Linked DNA regions of Mus musculus: region 2 is linked to region 1. A link is a loop called in an ENCODE intact Hi-C map of the cell type or tissue named here. Cell type or tissue: left cerebral cortex. All regions are shown on one strand. Links, peaks and the distances in the headings refer to the core of each region. The heading gives the core; the rest is flanking DNA.

The links. Peaks named below come from ENCODE experiments on the same cell type or tissue, not always from the same donor. Only the 100,000 strongest peaks of a DNase experiment are listed, where the experiment ranks them.
Region 2: a loop joins it to region 1, with 2.3 times the contacts of the local background. A loop is called at or near these places in 2 of 42 quality-filtered maps.

The regions. Positions count from the first base shown.
Region 1 is chr11:114,909,567-114,919,434 of GRCm38, forward strand. No RefSeq gene overlaps it. Among named protein-coding and RNA genes, the nearest start is that of Cd300lb, 20 kb to the right of the region's middle. In left cerebral cortex, for the core only: a CTCF peak has its summit at 3,447 (motif pointing left); a DNase peak (open chromatin) is centred at 3,446.
Region 2 is chr11:114,790,775-114,800,642 of GRCm38, forward strand. It overlaps Btbd17 (BTB (POZ) domain containing 17), which reads right to left and starts at 5,118. Exons shown (of 3, transcript NM_028055.4): 1 at 4,990-5,118; 2 at 3,076-3,352; 3 at 1-1,748. The coding sequence starts at 5,074. The coding sequence ends at 674. It also overlaps a transcript of Kif19a not described here and a transcript of Gpr142 not described here. In left cerebral cortex, for the core only: a CTCF peak has its summit at 4,893 (motif pointing left); DNase peaks (open chromatin) are centred at 4,581 and 5,315; H3K4me3 peaks cover 1,184 bases; H3K27ac peaks cover 1,630 bases.

The DNA.
Region 1 (9,868 bases), core at 2,477-4,976:
TTTCAGCTATATGTAAGAATGTGAAGAGAGCCTGTGCTAGCTGTTACTGAGAAGAATGAAGGAGTTGTGAAGATAGTACACTGGCTCTGAAGATGGACATACGGACCATGAGCCAAGGAGTTCAGGGGACCCCTGGCAATGAGAAAAGGTAGGTGAGGGGACGCCCCCTAGAGGCAGAAGGAGGAACAGCCTATCAACATCTTGATTTAAGAATTTTGATCCAATATATATCAAAAGATGGCCTAGTCGGCCATCACTGGAAAGAGAGGCCCATTGGACTTGCAAACTTTATATGCCCCAGTACAGGGGAATACCAGGGCCAAAAAGGGGGAGTGGGTGGGCAGGGGAGTGGGGGTGGGTGGATATGGGGGACTTTTGGTATAGCATTGGAAATGTAAATGAGTTAAATACCTAATAAAAAATGGAAAAAAAAAAAAAGAATTTTGATCCAGAGATGTAAGGTCTGTGTTGCTTTAAGACACTATAACCTATTGAATGGTTTTGGCGTCTTTATCAATAATCAAGTGTCTATAGGTGTGTAGGTTTATTTCTGGTTCCTAGATTCAATTCCATTGATCAGTGTGTCTGTCTCTGTATCAATTCCATGCAGGTTTTTTTTTTTTTTTTTTTTAGATTTATTTATTTATTTATTCTATGTAAGTACACTGTAGCTGTCTTCAGACACACCAGAAGAGGGAGTCAGATCTCGCTAAGGATGGTTGTGAGCCACCATGTGGTTGCTGGGATTTGAACTCTGGACCTTCAGAAGAGCAATCGGGTGCTCTTACCCACTGAGCCATCTCACCAGCCCAAAGTTTTGTTTTTGTTTTTTTTTGTTGTTGTTGTTTTTTCGAGACAGGGTTTCTCTGTACAGCCCTGGAACTCACTTTGTAGACCAGGCTGGCCTCGAACTCAGAAATCCACCTGCCTCTGCCTCCCAAGTGCTGGGATTAAAGGCGTGCGCCACCATGCCCGGCTTCCATGCAGGTTTTTTTTAATCATTATTGCTCTATAGTACAGCTTGAAATCAGGGATGGTGATTACCTCAGAAGTTCCTTTATTGTTGAGAATTGTTTTTGTTATCTTGGGTTTTTTTTCCATATGAAGTTGAAAATTTCTCTTTAAAGGCTTATAAAATTGTGTTGGAATTGTGTTGGGGATTGTACTGAATTTGTAGATTGCTTCTGGTAAGATGGGCTTAGGTTAATCCTACCTACCCACGAGTATAGACTCTTGGGGCTCTCAGAGACTGAAACACCAACCAAAGAACATACACAGGCTGGGCCTAGGCCTCCCCACACATATGTAGCATATATGCACTTTGGTCTTCATGTAGGCCCCAAACAACTGGAGCCGGGGCAGGGGGGCCCTAACCCAAAAGCTTTTGCCTGTATGTGAGATATGTTCTTCTAGCTGGGCTGCCTTGTCTGGTTTCAGTGGGAGAGGATGCCAGGGTGGGGAGATACCTGGGGGCCCCACCCACTCAGAGGAGAAGGAGATGGTGATGGGTAGAAGGATTGTGGGAGGGGGTGACGGAGAGGAGGCAATGAGCTGGATGTAAAGTGAACAAGTGAAAAATAAAGAAATAAAAGACACTATGACCAGCGACTGCAACTACGAGCTCTGAGCTTGAGTAGAACGGCTGCTGGTCAATGGGCCCAGCTAGAGATGGAGTCCCATGGGCAGTGGTGTCATAGGCAGCCCCTGAACAAGGTGGGCCCCAGGGAGGACTTGGCTCAGCCATGAGAAGACAAGCCCTCAGAGAGAAGTCGAGTGTCCTCAAGGCCTGTGAATTGAAGGTTCGGCTGTCAGCTTGTAGATGTCCTCCTTTCAATGCCATCACAGTGTCAATTAAATTCATCCCTGAGTCCCTCTGTGGTGGCTCACACCTGTGATCCCAGACAGAAGAACCTCAGAGGGTCTGAGGTTATCCTGGGCTACATAGTGAGGTGTAGGCTACAGAGTGAGTCTGTGTCTCTGAAAACAAACTAAACAATAAAAACAGTTTTAAAGTGAGTTTGAGAGAGGACCTTCAAAATATGGAAAGATTCAATGCTATGTCACTCAACAGTGAGGACAGGCTCTGAGAAATGAGTTTGTGGACAGGACTTGGAGCATGCTAGGCAAACACTCTCACAACAGAGGCCTGTCTCCAACACCCCCACCCCCCACACTATAGTTTTATATTCCTGGCAAAGCTGTAGGTGTGTTTATTTATACCACACTATACACCCGCAAGTAATGGTTTCAGCGACAATGTTAGGCAGCTCCGGCGTCACGAGGGAATAATTGTCATCTCATGACATTCTTTGAGATCCAACATCACATATGTGGTCTGTCGTTGACTAGATGTGGTTCTGTGGCTTGTGACTCTACCCGGCCATTTTGCACATATTCACGTAGATGTGGTCCTCATGTTCCTGCTCCCTCGGCCACGTGGATGCTGGGCTTCCCATTCTGAGCCCCCCTTTCCCACCCCTCAGTGTTTCAGGCCACAACTACCTCAGAGATCATTCTACATTCTCATGTAAGAATGGCAGCACCATACCATAATAATCCACTGCATGACTATGCTGGGTAAGTGTTCTACCACTGAGCTACACGCCCACCCCTTTAAATTCTTAGCTAAATTCAGGACTCCCTGAAACAGGCTCAGTGGTGGGTAAGACTACAGGAAGAGCAGTTGCAAAGCCCCCTCTCCTTAAAAAAATTAATTAATATTAATTAATTATGCTCACCGACAGAATCTGATGGAATGTATGTTAAGTTAGTCCTAATCCATCTGTCCAAAATTATTGCAAAGACCTAAAGTTTTAAACCATAACCTCAAGGCAGGATGGCAAGTTCAAGGTCAGACTAGAGTATATTAACAGACCTGTCCAAGGGGAGGGAGGGAGGGAGGGAGGGAGGGAGGGAGGGAGGGAGGGAGGAAGGAAGGAAGGAAGGAAGGAAGGAAGGAAGGAAGGAAGGAAGGGAGAAGGAAATGGTCTGAGGAACACACTGCCTTTTTGGCTGACTTTGCACTCACTGAGTGTGATGGTTTATATATGCTCAGCCCCTGCAGTGGCACTATTAGAAGGTGTGGCCTTGTTGGAGCAGGTGTGTCACTGTGGGCATGAGCTTTAAGACCCTCCTCCTAGCTGCCCGGAAGCCAGCCTTCTGCTAGCAGCCTTCAGATGAAGATGGAGAACTCTCAGCTCCTCCTGCACCATGCCTGCCTGGATGCTGCCGTGGTCATGCCTTGATGATAATGGACTGAACCTCTGAACCTGTAAGCCAGCCCCAATTAAATGTTGTCCTTATAAGACTTGCCTTGGTCATGGTCTGTTCACAGCAGTAAAACCCTAACTAAGACACCGGGCTGCCCCAGTGGTTTTGGGAGCTGATTCCACCTTGGAGCATAACTGAGGGATTGGACAGCCAATGTCTCCACCCTGTGGCCACTGCTAGAATCGCACATGTCTTGCTCTAGCTGTCCAGCCGGGACAGAGAATTTTGCATTTTCTGTGTCTTGCGACTGTGAAGGGGAAGAGCTTGAATTAAGAGGAAGGACAACAACCCTTGCCTGGCACTCCACTCCCCTGCCCTCCCCTTGATGTGGAAAGAGAACCCGAAACTTCCTGATCGCGCGTTTCCTGTGCTGTGCTCTGTTATCTCATCCTGATTCTTGACGTTTTCCATTGATTGCAGCCTGCCCAAGGGAAGGTCAGTCACTGTCCCTGTGGTGGGTATAGAAAAATGGGGGACAGAGTGATAGACAGTGAGGCAAGAAGATGCACAGATATTTTATTTTATTTTATCTTATTTTATTTTAATATCTCATGTACCCCAGGCTGGCCTCAAACTTTCCAGGTAGCAAAGGATGGCTTTGAACTCCTCATCCTCCTGCCTCCACCTTTCAAGTGCTGGGATTACAGGTGTGTGCCATCATACCCAGTTTTAACTGGTGCTGGGGATAGAAGCTAGGGCTTCCTACGGACTAAGGAAGAACTCTATTATTTAAGGCTATCTAAGTATTAGGCCTGGAACACAATGCCCAGAGGCCCCACATTGGTCCTTGTCACACGCAATGCCCAGTGTCCCAGCCATTGGTCCTTGTTGTCACCCAGACTCTCTTCCAGACCTGGACTCACTCACGTGCAGTTTCCTTGCTGCCTGCCCAAGCTTCCTTTGGATTAGACCCTACAAATATGGACCACGCAGCTCAGCAGAGCCCACAATGTACTTCTGAAACCCAAGAAACTGTCAAACCCAGAGTTCTCGACTGCCTGGGCAGAAAAGTGAGGAATGGGAATGGCAGAATCCATGGACACAGTTTAGTGGGGGCACCAAGAAGGATCATTGACCCCCCCAAACATCCTATTTATATAAATGACTTCCCTTCCTCTTTCCTTCCATCCATCTCTTCCTTCTTCCCACCAATACATAGGTCTTAGTTTTAAATGGAGACAGAGTCTCAAAGGGACCTGGAGATCAGCTATGCTCAGATGTCAACACTGTATGAAGAAATACCTTCAACTGCAAGGATAAAGCCAGCCAGGTGCTGGGTGTGGTGGCACATGCTTGTAATCTCAGGACTTGGGATCAGGAGTTCAAACTTATTCTTGGCTACACGTTGAGCTGAGGAGCCAGTGAGCAGGGGGGACAGGCCTCCTGCTGAGGTAGAGGTGAGCAGGCACCATGGTGGCTTCCTGAAAGTAACTCTCAAATGGTGAACAGAGTCTCATAAATAGAAGAGACCAGTGACCGAAGAAAAGATGTGATGTTTGTATGTCCACGGAGGAGGAGTGTGCATGACCCTCAGAAGTCAGAAAGTGGGGAGTGCTGAGAACAACTGGGGAGGCGTGAACCTGCTTGGATTTTTGTTTGTAAATAATTTTGAAGGCGCTGGGAATGTATTTTTAATGTTGGGAACGATTGAGGAATAATCATTGTAGAAAAAAAATGGAGAAGAGGCTAGAGACACAGCCAGTTACTAAGAGCATCCACATGGAGACTCACAACCGCCTGTAACTCCAGTCCCAGGGGAGCTGACACCCTCTTCTGCCCTCTGTGGGTGCTGCACAGTGTGGCGACAGACATTCACGCAGGCAAACAGTCAGACACATAAAATAAAGTAAAAGAAATAAGCTTCAGTGCCTGGAAATAATTAAAGAAAAGCTGAGCCACGCCGCACTCTGAGAGACCTAGAACACCATTCTTACATCTTTGAAACTTTCTCTCTATGCTGCTGACTTAATTATAGTTAGCTATAATTAGCAAAGACTCACCCCTGTGAATCTGCCCTCCTAACACTTTGGAAGTTGAGACAGGAGGATTGCTGCAAGTTTGAGGCCAGCCAGGACTAAAGAGTGAAGCCCTATCTCAATGAACAAACAAACAAACAAACAATAAACAAACATCTTAGTTAACGTGCCTTTTCTCCCATTCTCTATCATGCCCATCTTTCCCCATCCCTCCTTCCTGTATTTAGCTTGTGTTTATCAACTATCTGCAAGACCCCGGCTGGTGCCATAGCCCTGGGGATGGGGAAGTGAGGACATAAACAAGTTTTCTGCTCCCGGGCTTCTCCTTCTTCCTCCCACTGCTTGTCCCCAACAACGAACTTCTGGTGGTGGCTGCCACAAAGAAGAGTGCTCACGTGCTTCTGTAGAAATGAACTATAAAAAGCCTGGAGGGTGCGAGTTGACTCAGGGGTAAAAGTGCTTGCCTCTGTTTTGAGTTTAACCCCCAGAAGCCATGTTAAAAAGCTGGACGCAGTGGTGCAAGCCTGTAATGTTAACACTGCTACTGTGAGGTGGGAGGTATAGACAGGAGGATGTCCTAGAAGCAGAAGCAGTGGATAGAAATACATCTTGGTTTCATGATAGGAAGAATGCACATGGCTGTCTGTGTATGTTCCACCAAGCATGCTATTCTCCTGGATTCCAGTCACAGCTTCCTACTGTCTCTGGTTAGCCTGCCCCCTCTTTATGGTCAGGAAAGTGTCCTTCCATAAGGTCTTCAAGGCGAAGGTTTCGTATATTTTTTAGGTGGGTGGGGAACACTTTGTGTGGGACCCTCTCTCCCCATAGTTGCTCTGTGGGGTCAACTATGAAACGGTATTCACTGCTCTTAGGTGTCCTGTGGTGTCTCTGTGTGTCAGAGTCGGAAGAAGGGCAGTGTTGACTTTCTGTTATCCTGGCAAGTCTATATGTTGGGAAATTTCCAGCACTAGTTATTGTAGGAAGCAGACAATGGCTCTCGACACAGGCACATCACTAAATGAGTCCTAGAAAGACACATCAGAGTGTCCTCTCTCCTACATAATTGAATCTATGACATGTGGCATCTTGCTGCATCTCTGATAACCCAGGTAAGTGGCCCAGTGACTGATGGATAAGATTAATGTCCAAAGGGCTGGAGAGATGGCTCAGTGGTTAAGAGCACTGGCTGCTCTTTCGGAGGACCTGGGTTAATTCCCAGAACTCACATGGTGGTTCACGGCTATCTGTAACTCCAGGTTCAGGGGTCTGATACCCTATTCTGACCTACGTGGACCCCAGGCACATACATGGTACACATACATACATGCAGGCAAAATATCCATATACACAAAATAAAGACATAAAGTTAAAAAGAGTAATATCCAAGGTGGAGGTCCAGCCAAACAGCTTTGTCAAGGGGTCACACTGGGTGCCACAGCTGTACACAGGGACCTTTTGACAGGGACTTTAAGCTGTGACTGGTGGGATTTCTGTCACTTCCTTCTAACCCTATGCCAGCAGCACTCTATCTTCCTTTGGCTGATGCCACCTGAGGATACCCTGAGATTAAGATGTATCCTCCCCAGAGTCAGAGAGGGGACCCGAGTTAACACTGGAGAAATGCCTGTTCCCTGATGAATAGTTTTAAGGGATAAATTGGCAGCCAAATAATACAATATTCCTCCCTCCCTCCCTCCTTCCTTCCTTCCTTCCTCCCTTCCTTCCTTTTTTCCTTCCTTCTTTTGTTAGTTATTTAGTTATTTATTGATGGATTATTAATACATTGGCAGGAATATAGCTACTGGATTTGTCACACGCATCTGGAAAGCAGTGATCATCTAGGCTTCCTCTATGAAGAATCAGTTCCCTCATAGAACCTTTTGTTGAAGAGAGAAACATTACCTTGTCCTGGAGACTGAGCTGAGAGGCTGAGCTGAAAGGTCAAATTTCCAAGACTGCATCCCACAGAAAACTCACACTCACACACAAAAAATGCCATCTGCAAAATATCAGTTTTATGCAGGAGAGGGATGCTTTAGTGTGAACCCTGGGCTCTCATGATGGGTCCCTGTTGAGACAGGATGAGAGAGTGAGGGGCTGCTGTGCCCACACACACTAAGGGGCAATATGTGAAAGGTCCAAGAGCAGAGCAGAGTTCCAGCAAAGCTTGCTCAGAAGCCTCCTGCCCAACTGCCACACCCACAGTGAACTGGCAGAGGATTCTGCACCTGGTTGCGAGGTGCTCACACTCATCTTATCATTGGTTTGTTTAAAGGTGACCCTATGAGTCTGAACCAGGCCACAACAGTTCAAGGGAGATGTGGAAAGAGTGCCTCATGGAATGTTTTAGAAGAGACGGTTCATCTCTTCCTTGGAAGCCACTGGGGCTGAGTGTGATGACGGTGTGCTGTGTGCTTCCTGGGAACTAGGAGGAGTCAGTGTTAGCACGAAGGTAAAGATGGCGACGGCCAGAGAACAGGAAGGAACTTGCATCAGCCCACCCACAAAGGCCCCAACTAGACTGGCTTCAAGTCCTGCATAGTCAACAGTGAGAACATAGAGGAAGTGGTGGCTGCCCTGAGCCAAATGCCCGAACCAGGAGGCTCTTCAAGGAGGGGAGCTTAATGTGGTAGATTCAAAATCATCTACCTAGGAGCAAAGTAGGAACATGAACAGATGAGAAACAGTTAAAATATAACTGGGGGGCTGGAGAGATGACTCAGCGATTAAGAGTGCTACCTGCTCTTGCAGAGGACCTGGGTTCAGTTCCCAGCACATACATGGCAGCTCAGAACCATCTGTAGTTCCAGTTCCAAGGGCTAGGGTACCCACATTTTGCTTCTATAACACCAGGCATGCATGAGGCATGCATATATATATATAGACAAAACACTCAGAAACACAAAATAAAAAGTGAGTGTTAAAATATAGATGGTTTACCTTATTGCTGAAGACATCATGTGGGAAGCCGTTGCAGAGTGGCAGTTACAGAGTGGCAGTTGCAGAGTGGCAGTTGCAGAGTGGCAGTTGCAGAGTGGCAGTTGGCTACTGCTGGCCACCACACATACATAGGCAGTAAAGGTTCTTTTGCCAAGATGAGGTTTTGAGAATTAACCAAAGTTAAACAATCAGATGAGAGACAAGTTAACCAATCAGATGAGAGACAAGTTAACCAATCAGATGAGAGAGAACACCTCTCCTAGGCCTATATAAGCAGCACCAGTTCTGGGCTTGGGGTCACTTCGCCTCTGTAATCAAGCTCTCCCAATAAACGTGTGCGGAAGGGTCCTGTTGCAGCGTCGTTCTTCCTGGCCAGTCGGGCGCATGCAAGAACATCACACAATGCAATTATAGGTCACAAAAGAATAAAGCTGGAAGCTTCTCCTTAGAAGCTAATAGTGCAGGAAAGCGCTATGTACGTGATGGGGATACTTACCCAGGGGGACGATCAGTGGTCTTACCCAATATAAACTTTGAATATTACAATATCAACCTGTCAGGCAAGACGGACTCACTGATGTAAGAGCGGCATGGCTGTTTTGAGCGTACCTGGTGGGGTCTGGGAATCACCGCACAAACCACTCAGACACCAATCTTGGTCAAATAGGGATGGCTTATTGAACATCACATCCCAATACTGATCCATCAGGGATGCAGCCCAGACTCGGGAGCTGAACTGCGTCCTTGATCTGGACTGCATCCTTAAGTTAAGATCCTACAGGGCTTTTAAGTCCCAAATCTACAATCATGTGTGCCAAGTGATTCCACCAATCAGGATTTAGGGATGGTGGTTTCCTTAGAAACATGCCTTTGTTGTACATGCATCCTGATTCAGTTGGTTGGGGTATTCAGTGGTGGCAGGGAACTTGCCTTGTCTAACATTCATGTCTTAACATACCAACCAGGATGTCAGTTACCCACATACATGTCTCTTTCTGCCAAGTAGGAAGCCAGTTCCCAGGGAGGTAAACTTTACTTGACCCCTACTCAAAATGGAAGTCTTATTCCATATAGATTCTTTTATTGGTGCAGAGGTCCCTCTTATGTTGGGGGTCCATCCCAGGGACAACTTATAAAAGCAAAGACCATAAAAGCTCATAACCAGGTGCAGGAAGTGCTGCCCGGTGGTTGGTTCATGTCCAAGCTTACTGTGGCTAACTATACAAAGCAGTTCTAAGTGACTTCTGTTGTGATTGGTTTCCAAGAACACCAAAGCACAGAACCTCCTAGTGAAGAGCAGAAATAACATATGAGAAAGTTTCCTAGTAACATTAGTAACAGCACAAAGTGGTAGACCAGACAGGCAACCATTACCTAAAACTTAACCTTTCACCTAGGCCTTAACAGTAGCCAACCACTATCTGCTTGAATTTCAGGCCCACTACCTGGGAAAGAGTGACAGCCTAGTACTGTACCCTTGCTCAGAAGCACTCTGGTATTTTGCCAAACAGACACATAGTCAAACTGCTTTCTAAATATTTGTGTTTATATACAGGGACTAGTGCTGCCCTTGGCCTTGGTTGGAGAAGAAGAACCTCCTCCTGGTCCAAGTGCTGAGAATGAGTGACTGTGGGTACTCGTCCATAAACACCACATCCGTGTCACCCCCTCCAAGGCCCAGG
Region 2 (9,868 bases), core at 3,503-6,002, 120 kb before region 1:
GGACTCAGACTGGTCCAGATCCTGGCCCTTTCTCTCCCAGAGCCTCATCTCCCATGGCCCAAACCTACACACAACTGGGGAATGTTTTTTCTTCAAGTTGCCAAGACTCTCCCTCTCCAGAAAAAAATGGGGCTAGAGCTAGGTCTAGTTTTCCGCCCTCTCTCAAGACCTTTCCACTACCCTGGACCCTTCACTAAGGCCAGGGACTTGAAGGGCAGTGGCAGAATGTCCCACAAGCCACAGGGGCTGCTGCCCCCTGGAGACTGCAGCTCAGAGAGCACCTCGGCTCAAATGTGGAAGTTCCTATCCAAGAGGGAGATTGCCAGGACCAAAGCCCTGGCAATCAATCTTCCCCGCCCTAATTGATGTCCAGGTGGGGTGTCTGGCAGGGAGGAGCTAGTGGAGGGTATGTGAACCCCAGACATTTTTTGAGACCCGGGAGTTGCTTCAGTACCTGGCCCCTCTGAGCATCGGTTTATTCTGTACCAAGAATGCTGCCTTCAAATTAGCTGGAGAAGGCACTCCTGAAACCACAGCCATTTTGTCTACCACATTCACCTGCCTTCCACCCTAGTCCCAACCGGCTGCACCTGATCACCCAAGGCCCGGGCCAACAGTCACTTTGACACCCTGGTGCGCCATCCAGGCCTAGCCTTATTTCTCAATCCAGAGGTTAACTGGGAGTCCGGATGAGGGTGTGGTACACCGGCTTGACAATGAGATGGAGATGCAGCGCATTCTCCACCAGGTATTCCGAGTTGCGCCTCTGCAGATCTGCGTGGGCCAGGAAGTCGCCAGCTTCTTCGCTGCTTTGATGGAAGCTGTAGGCGTGGCGCACCAGGAGGCGGCCCTGATGGCGCGCACCCACCAGCACTGTCTTCTGGAAGCTCACGCCCGCCGCATCGCCACCGCTGCTAGCTGGCGTGACCACTAGTCGCGGCCTCCCGTCCTCGGGGCGCGCGGCAGGCAGCGCGGTGCCCGCGGCGTCCGCGTAGACCGGCCGCAAGCTGACGGGCAGCCAGCGCGGGGAGAAGAGCACGTTCCAGGTAATCCGGCGACCCGCGTCATGACCACTGGGTCCCAACTGCGTCTGGAAACTGGTGCTGCGATCGTCGCGAGCCGGGTTGTTGATGACCCACGGGGCGCCCCAGGCTGGGGCGAGGTAGTTGCGCGGCAGAAAGGCGCTGCCGTTCACGTGAAAAAACTTGGCGTAATGCAACGGCGAGGCGGCGTGGAACTGGTAAGCCTGCAGCAAGAGATCTGCCACCGCCGGGCCGTGGCGCGCCAGCGCGGCCGAGCGCGCCTGCAGCTGGAAAAGCTGTGCAGGCGGAATCATCGGGTAGCGGATGGCGCGCAGCGCTCGCTCGGCCACGGTGGGGGGCGGCCGCGCGCGGCCCAGCCACGCCTCCAGCGCGTGGAACAGCTCCAGCTCATCCTGCAGCACCAGGTCCGAGCGCTGCAGGAGCTGCGCCAGCAACTCGGGGCTCACGGCTCCCCACTCCGCGCTCCCCGCCACGGCAGAAAGGTTCCAAGCCAGGAACTGCAGGCAGCTCTCGCGCAGAGCCTCATCCCCGGTGCTAACAGCGTAGTGGTACCAGCCCACAGCGGGGCCCACGCCTCCCGCCAGGTGTGCGCGCATGTAGTCGGCCACGCCTCGCTGCAAGGATGCTACTCGGTACTTGGTGGCCAGCCTGTGCAGCGGGATAGCCTGGGCCAGCAGTACAGTCAGCTCACCACAGTACAAATACCTGGAAGGGAATTGGAGAGGGGCCCGCTGAGAGGGCACAGCAGTTAAGAGCACTTGTCCAGAGCACCAGAGTTCGGGCTCCAGAGTCCACATTGGGTGCCTTGGAAACCATCTGTAACTCCAGCCTTCTTCTGGCTGGAGCAGGGTACCCATTTACATGTGGCATACACTCATACAGACACACATGCTAATAATATGATTTAAAAAATTAGAGATAGGAAGATCGGCGGGACTGAGTATTGTCAAGGCCACCCACACTACCCTTGCAAGTTTCCCCAGAACCCAAAGGGGACACAGCCATTTTTGTAAGAAACAAACAGGATGAATGGACCTTGAGGCTTCCTATGTTTTCTTCTTAAGTTCCCTCCTGGCCTGTTCAGACATCTTTAGCTTCTGGTGCTGTGAAAATCACATGTATTTACTAAGCATCTACTTCATAGCTAACTCTAAGCTCAAACCATAAGAGGCCGCCAGTAACCTTGGTATCCACACAGTCTGGATTTAGATGCCTATCTGACTTCCTCCTTGCTGCTAGAGAAGGCAAGTCCTTTAATTTAGGAATCCCAAGATGCCTAAGAAAGGGGAAGAGCCCACCTCCAGAATGTTGTCACTGTGAGAGGCTCAGAAAAAATCTCGTTACACAGCACACAGGCAACCCAGGCTACTTCCTGTTCCCTGTCGGCTTCTCTTTGCTTAGGCTTTTCAGCTGTCTGGATTCCCTCTCCCTCTCAGCCATTTTACTGTCCCTGGCTCTCTTACAGTGCTGCCCACCCCCTTGCCTCATTCTTCCTGACAGTCCCACTGGCACACAGCACCCCGCTTGGCTCTATGTGAAACCCTTCTGTTTTATCCCTCTTCCTGTTGCCTGGAACTTGGGGGTGTTGTCTGGAATCCTGCAGCCACCTTGTCTGAGCCCTTAGAGCGGGGTTACCTCCTTAGAGCATTTTACAGTCTTTCCCTATGCAAGAAGGAGAGAGGTGACCGAGCCTGTTGACCTTTCTGCTCCTTAGCCCTGTGGTTTCAAAGTCTTGTGGCCATTGAAGACACTTGGGACCAACTAAGAATCTGTTGATTCTATCAGTGCTCTTGGCTGGGTTTGGAAGTAGCTCAGAAGGGACTCCCAAAGGCCAGAAAGGGACACAGGCCACAACAGGGAGGGCATCGGAAGGAGGGATAAAGGAAGCCTGTGTTGTATGTCATGCTAGGACTTTTGAAAGTCGATATAATAACCAGTAAGGCCAGACTTCTGCGCCCCTGAAGGTGGAGAGACAGGGAGCCACGGACAGGATGCAGGACAGGATGCAGGACGGTGCCCTTCCCCTATGTACCTGATGAACTTGTCAAAGACAGCAGCACAGTCCCGGGACTCCCGCAGCATAACCTCACTCTGGTTGCTCAGCAGCTCCCGGAACAGCTCACTGTGCAGCCCCAGCAACAGGCGATGGGTGTGGAAGGCTCGGACCTCGTCGGTGCCCACAGCCTGGACCCGCAGGATGACATCACTGGCATTGCCCTGGCGCAGCAGGTCCTGCAGTCGCTGGAGCAGCATGTGGGAGTGGTTGATGGCGGTGCCTGCTGCCTCCCCACCCACATCGGCTCTCTGAGCTGCAGCAGGAAGGGACATGGCAGAGCCTGAGAGGGCACCCGGCCTGGTGCTTCCAGCTAAGACTGCAGAGGGACCTACTGGTGGCACGGTGGCACTGTGTGGGAGAAGGGTGGGGAGCCTACATGAGTGTCCACAAGCTAGCTCATGCTGAGTGAGCATGTTGGCCCCAGGCAGACTTGGGGTACGTTCTTAGCAGAATATGTTCGGGTCAGGCAGAAGTCGTGGACTAGTTAATGTTTCTGTGAACCTATTGATGTCCATGGCACTTGGTCCCCAGGGGGAGGGTGACAAAACCGGTCAGAGGTGGCACAGCCTTGGGTACTGAGAACTTACGTGGCTGCCATGTGGCATTGAATGAACCTAACCCAGTTCTCATACTCAGGAAAGCTCAAGGGGGCAGAACAGACACATAGTAAATACACACAGGAAAGGGTGGGGAGTTCAAGGCCAGCCTGGACTCCATAGCCAGTACTAGATCAAGTGTTAAGCACACACACACACACACACACACACACACACACACACACACACACACACAAATCAATTTTAAAAATAAATAAATGCACAAGTGAGCAGCCTGGAACCAGCCAGAGACAAAGGAATACAGCCAGCCCTAAAGACCTGGGCGGGAATGACCAGGTGGAGCTCAGGGCCAGGGACAGCAGGCATAGCGTTTCTTTCTGTCTTTGTTTGTTTGTTTGTTCTCTTTTTAGTTTTTTGAGATGGGGTCTCTTATAGTTCAGGCTAGCCTTGAATTCATGATTAGCTGAGGTTGGGCTTGAACTCTTGATCCTTCTCCCTCCTCCATCCTTTGTGCTGGGATTACAGGATTGCATCACCACTCCACAATGAGGAGCACTGCCCCGGCCCTACTCGGTGAGACAGTAAGGGACCCAATGAAGTAACTTGGGTGAACAGTGAAGGAATAGGATTCCAGGGGTAACAGTGTTGAAGCTAGCATCTCCCTTCCAGGGAGGCCTGTTTCTTGTGTTCTCAGGGCAGCTCTGGGGTCAGATAGGGACACATGCTGAGTTATAGAAAAGACACCCCCCTAGACTGAGCAGTGCAGTGAGCCTTGCAAACTGGGAAAAGCAGGCGGTTAATAGTCTGACAATTGCAGAAGGGCACCAGCAGGCAGCTCTTGTGTACACACACACACACACACACACACAGAGTGGGCACAGGGCCTATGTGTGGATCGTTGAAAGGAAGGCTCACAAGAGTGAGCATCTGTGTGTGGGAGAGGGAGACCCAGCAGGGGAGAGAGGGAGCAGCTGCTGGTGGTGAATTTCCCAGCCCCGCCTCCTAGCCCCGCCTCCCCAGCTGTCACTCCGAAAGACCTAAATGCTGATGGCGTTCTCTTGCAGCCTCTGCCTGGACCCAGCTGTCGGAGACAATGAACAATAGAGGGTCTTTTTGTCATTAAGACTCCTGCCTGCTGCCCAGCCTCTTTCCCTGGAAGGCTATGTGCCCCTTTCTCTCTGTCTTTGGAGAGGTCCAGTCTCTCCGTGTTCTCTGGGGCTGGCTGGCTGGCTCCACCTCCTGGCCAGCTCTATGTAGCTCCTAGCAGAAGTTCCTGCCCCCAACCCTTACCTTTTTCCTTACCAGGCACCTGATCCCCGTACTTTCCACTCACCTGCACGAGTGACCAGTCCCACCAAGGCCAGAATAGCCCAGAAGCTGCCCCAGGACCCAGGCTTGCAGGAACCTTTTCTAAGCATCTTTGTGCTCTGTCCCTAAGTCCACTGGAGGGACAGTCAAGTCCAGAGCACTCCGATCCCATCCCTCCTCCTTATATAGGATCCAGCAAGGGGACAGTACCCGCTTCCCTCCTAACCTCCCTCCCCCTACCAGTCTCTGCCATGGATTGGTTGAAGCTGGTCCCTGCTGTTGCCTAGGCAACTACTTAAGCCAGAGTGTGGCAGCCCCAGGGGCTATTGTGTTGGCCTGGGCCCCCAAGGGGAACAGATCCGGACACCCTCCTCCCCCACCTCTTCAGACAACCCAGCAAAGCTAGCTGTTCCTCTCCCGGGAAGTTTTAAGCTCTCTGAAGGGCAAGCAAAGGGCTTCAGGACCCCTGGCAGTCACCAACCCTTAGGGCCCCAGCCCCCAGGCCCAGCCTCCATCCTGGCACAGAGCATACTTGGCAGTGTCCTGGTGAGCTGGCTACAAAGGGAGAGCCTGGAAGAGGCAGGGAAGAGCTGGCTCAGGGCTCTATTCCTCCCCCACCCCCATTTTAGGGTGGGCCAGTCATCCAGAGGGGAGGATAAGGACCTTTAATAGGGGTATGGGGTAATGAGAATTATTCTCATGCCGTTTGTTTCAGAAAGTTCCCGTCATGCTCTGGGGAGGGTGACAGGCCTTTAGAAAAGCTACAGAGGGACCGACTATCTCACACCAGGGACACTGTACTATGGCCCTTGCTCTAGGAACACAGCCTGTTTCTCTACCAAGACAGCCCAAGTCTTTAGTTCAAGCCTATGCATGGCCCATCATTTCAAGGTTCCCCTCCCTGGAAGGTGCCTTCCACCAGCTTCTACCTAAATTCCAGCCTTTCCCTTCCCAAAGTTCCAAGAAGGCGTGTAACAAACCTAGCACCATAGTCCATGTGTAGGGAAATTGAGGCAGGGAGCTAGATTGCAGTCTCAGCTAGATAGTACAGAGAACTGTCCTAAAACAAAGGCAATGGAGAAGGGGAGGGTGGGCTGTGGAGTCCTGTATATGTGTGTTCATGTCTGTGTGGGTGATGCATATGTCTGTGTGTACATGTGTTTATATGCATGTGTCTTTGCATTTGTGTGTATGTGTGCATGTGTGTATACACGTGTGTACGTGTGTATGTGTACACACGTAGGGGGCATTGTGGTGCATATGTGTGTGTGTGTGTGTGTGTGTGTATGCATGTGTGTGTTGAGACCTCACCTTTACATAGAATCAACAGGAATTTTTTCCCACTTCCTTACGAGAGGGACCCCCTTAAGGCTGAAACATGGAAGTCAGAGGATCCTGGGAAATCTGGGTTTCTCAGAGGCCAGACCCTGCTCTGGAGATGGGCTGGAACTTCTTGCCCTGGCTCTTTGGATCCCAGGAGCTAGCTTCATGCATTGAGTTCCATCTCTTTCCGGTGCAAAGACCCAACAGCGTCACCTCCTCCTGGAGCCACAGAGAAAGCAAAAACTGGGTCTGGCACCAATGTTGTCTGGGTTGGCAGAATCAGCTGTCCGGCTTAGCAGAAACGCCTCCCAGCTGACTGAACTCTCACGCCTGCTCTTCCTTGTTCAGAGGCACCATGGTCCCTCCAGTGGCTGTCCGTCTACCCGTCCCTTAAACTGTACAACACCTAGGTTCAATTGAGGCAGACAGAGCCTATGTGGGACAGGGCTGTCCAGCCAATGAGGCAGTGTCACTCCCAGGCACAATGCCCATCAACAGGAATGATTGTTGCTCAGTAAGCGTGCGTCAGCCCCGTTCTTGGAGACCCCCATTAGACTCTCTTGATGCCTGGTCTACCTGCACTGGCATCTCCCATGTTCCTCTAAGGACCTAGAATTCCCAAGGGCAGGACTGAACATTCTGTTTCCTAAGCAAACCAACAGATTGTTATAGATACTCAGAATTATGATCTATGATTGACATTTCAAGTGTGATGGACCAGGAGGTCCCAGGCTACCAAGAAGACCTCCCACTCCCCATCTCTGACAGACTCTTCCCATGATTCCAACTTCCCTCATCCCTGCCTCTCTTCTAATGATTTAAAAACTGACTTGCTGAATAAAGTTCCCATTGCTACAGTGTGTGCAAGCGTGTGCTATATGTGTGCATGTGTGTGCTATATATTTATACATATCTGTGGTAGGGGGTGTCTTGAGACCGGATATGTACAGAAGAGTGCTCTCAGCCTGCACAGTCTTCAAGGTGACACAAGGACAATACCACATTTTATTCCCTGCCATCCATCCCACCACCCCATGGTCTAGAAGCTCTATCACTCCTTGAGCACAAGTCTAAAGATCTTGCAAGCAAGAACAGTCCCCAGAGAGGAGCCAGCGGACTGTGACTTCCTGCCCAGGGTGTGTATGCACTGTCTAAGGAACTTGTTTATGCTCAGCAAGGACAGGCACAGCATGGGCATAAATGTCCATATACTCAGGGTAGCTCTTCTTGGAAGCTAGGTCAACCCCAATAAACGATCTCCATGTAACAAGGTATCTCAAGAGGGTCTAGAAGCAACTGTAAACTTCCATAGTCATGGGTAGGAAGGGAGAGTTTCTGAATCACAAAGGCAAAGAGCAGACGCTAGACACTGACCCTGAGGGAACATGGAGGAGAGGTGGACCTAAGGCCCAGCCTGCCCCTACCTAGCAGCCTCCTTACACTCATAAAGTCTTCTGACCAGTCATGAAAGGCTCACTTCGCTGGGGAATTGGTTCCAGGCTCAATACACCCAGTGGACCCACTAAAGATTAAAGAAAGATCTGGTGAGACAGAAGCAGGAGGAGCAGGAATTCAGGGTCAGCCTCTGCTATACAGAGAGCTCAGGGCCAGCCTAGGCTATAAGAGATTGGGCTCAAAATGGTAGAGGATCACCCTAAAGTTGCTCATATGCTGTGGATGGCTCACAGTGGCACCACTTCTCTCCTGTTCACCCCTGATCACGCCCTTCCCCATCCAACACAGCCGGCCACCTGATCCACAGACCTCTCTCCCATGGAGCTGCAGCTTACAGTGGCCTCTATTCCCAAGAACATTGTGTGAAGGAGTGAAATAGAACAGTCCTGGGGGAGACAACAGGAGGAATGCACCTGAATTCAAATCCCAACAGCTACATCTGTGACGCCTACCAACATGCTGATCTTCTATGGTCCTTGTCTCCTCATGTGTTAACAAAAGGTAGGCAGTTGGGCTGGTGAGATGGCTCAGTGGGTAAGAGCACCCGACTGCTCTTCCGAAGGTCCAGAGTTCAAATCCCAGCAACCACATGGTGGCTCACAACCATCTGTAACAAGATCTGACTCCCTCTTCTGGAGTGTCTGAAGACAGCTACAGTGTACTTACATATATTAATAATAAAATAAATCTTAAAAAAAAAAAAGGTAGACAGTTAGCTAAATGGGCCTGCCATAAGTTAAGGATGAGCAATGGAGGGACAAGCAGATATTGGGCCCATGGATGCTTCCTCCAGGTAGTGCTGGATGGATGAACTGGTGATAGCAAAAGATGTTGAGGACCAGGAAGATCAAGGCATGTTGCTGTTGGATGACAACATCTTTCACAGCCAGGTCATTAGCTGCATGCCTATGGGCACAGTCCCTTCCTTTGGGCTATCAATGGCCCATCCTGGCCACTGACATAGATACAATGTAAGAAGAAACTCCCCTCTCCAAGAACAGGAAACATTGTAGCTGGATTTGGCTACTTTGTGGATTCTTGTTTCTTCTACCCTTTGAAACCCTCACCCAACACCAGATAAGAGAGAAAAAAGGATAGAGGAAAGAGATCCATGAACAAAGTCAAAGATTAGAGAGGGGCAACATAATTGTTAGACTACTTCCTGTTGATTAGTGGCATCAAGTTCCTTGGGGTAAGTTTGATCTTTGCTGTCAGGATATCTAACTTCTTCTTGTTGTTTCTTCTTTGTACACAACTACTGAACACACCAAGAACAACATCCACCAGCAACTCTCTACCTCTCAGGGCTCTAGCTTTTTTTTTTTTTTTTTTAAGATTTATTTATTTATTATATGTAAGTACACTGTAGCTGTCTTTAGACACTCCAGAAGAGGGCGCCAGATCTCATTACGGATGGTTGTGAGCCATCATGTGGTTGCCTGGAATTGAACTCGGGACCTTCAGAAGAGCAGTCAATGCTCTTAACCGCTGAGCCATCTCTCCAGCCCCAGCCCTAGCTTTTCTGAAAAGTCCTCAGAATCCCAAACATCACACAATTGCAGAAACTATCTGCTGCTGGCAAATTCATGCCTCTGCTAGAGCACGAGGCAAATCATAGTCAGCTGATATGAACAATCTGAAACAGCCTCATATCCCACACCTGGGATTAAAACAAAAACATGTAATAGTTCTACACAGGATATGTACCTACTGATGACATGGTAGCCCTAACTCTGCCACCACCTATGCCCAGTCAGGTACTGCTATTCCCTGGCATGTCAGTGTTGACATTGCTGTCCCCATGGTTATAGATCTTGCAGATCCCAGTTCTTGTTTTGTGTAGCTCAATGCTAGGACAAGCATGACATCTCCTGTGGGGTATGAAGGGTCCTGGAATCCACACATCCCTGAATTATAGCATTTTCTGTCTAGAAAGCTACATCTTCACCTTGAAGACTCCAAGGCAATGAAAAAAATTTTTTTTCTTATTTATATGTATGGATCTTTGCCTACATGTATGTCCATGCACCCTGTATTAGCGTTTCTGCTAGGCTCCGCCCAACATTTCCCTAGCAACAGCCAGGTATGAGCCTGGCTTGCTATAAAAGAACTGGCTTCTCTCTCTC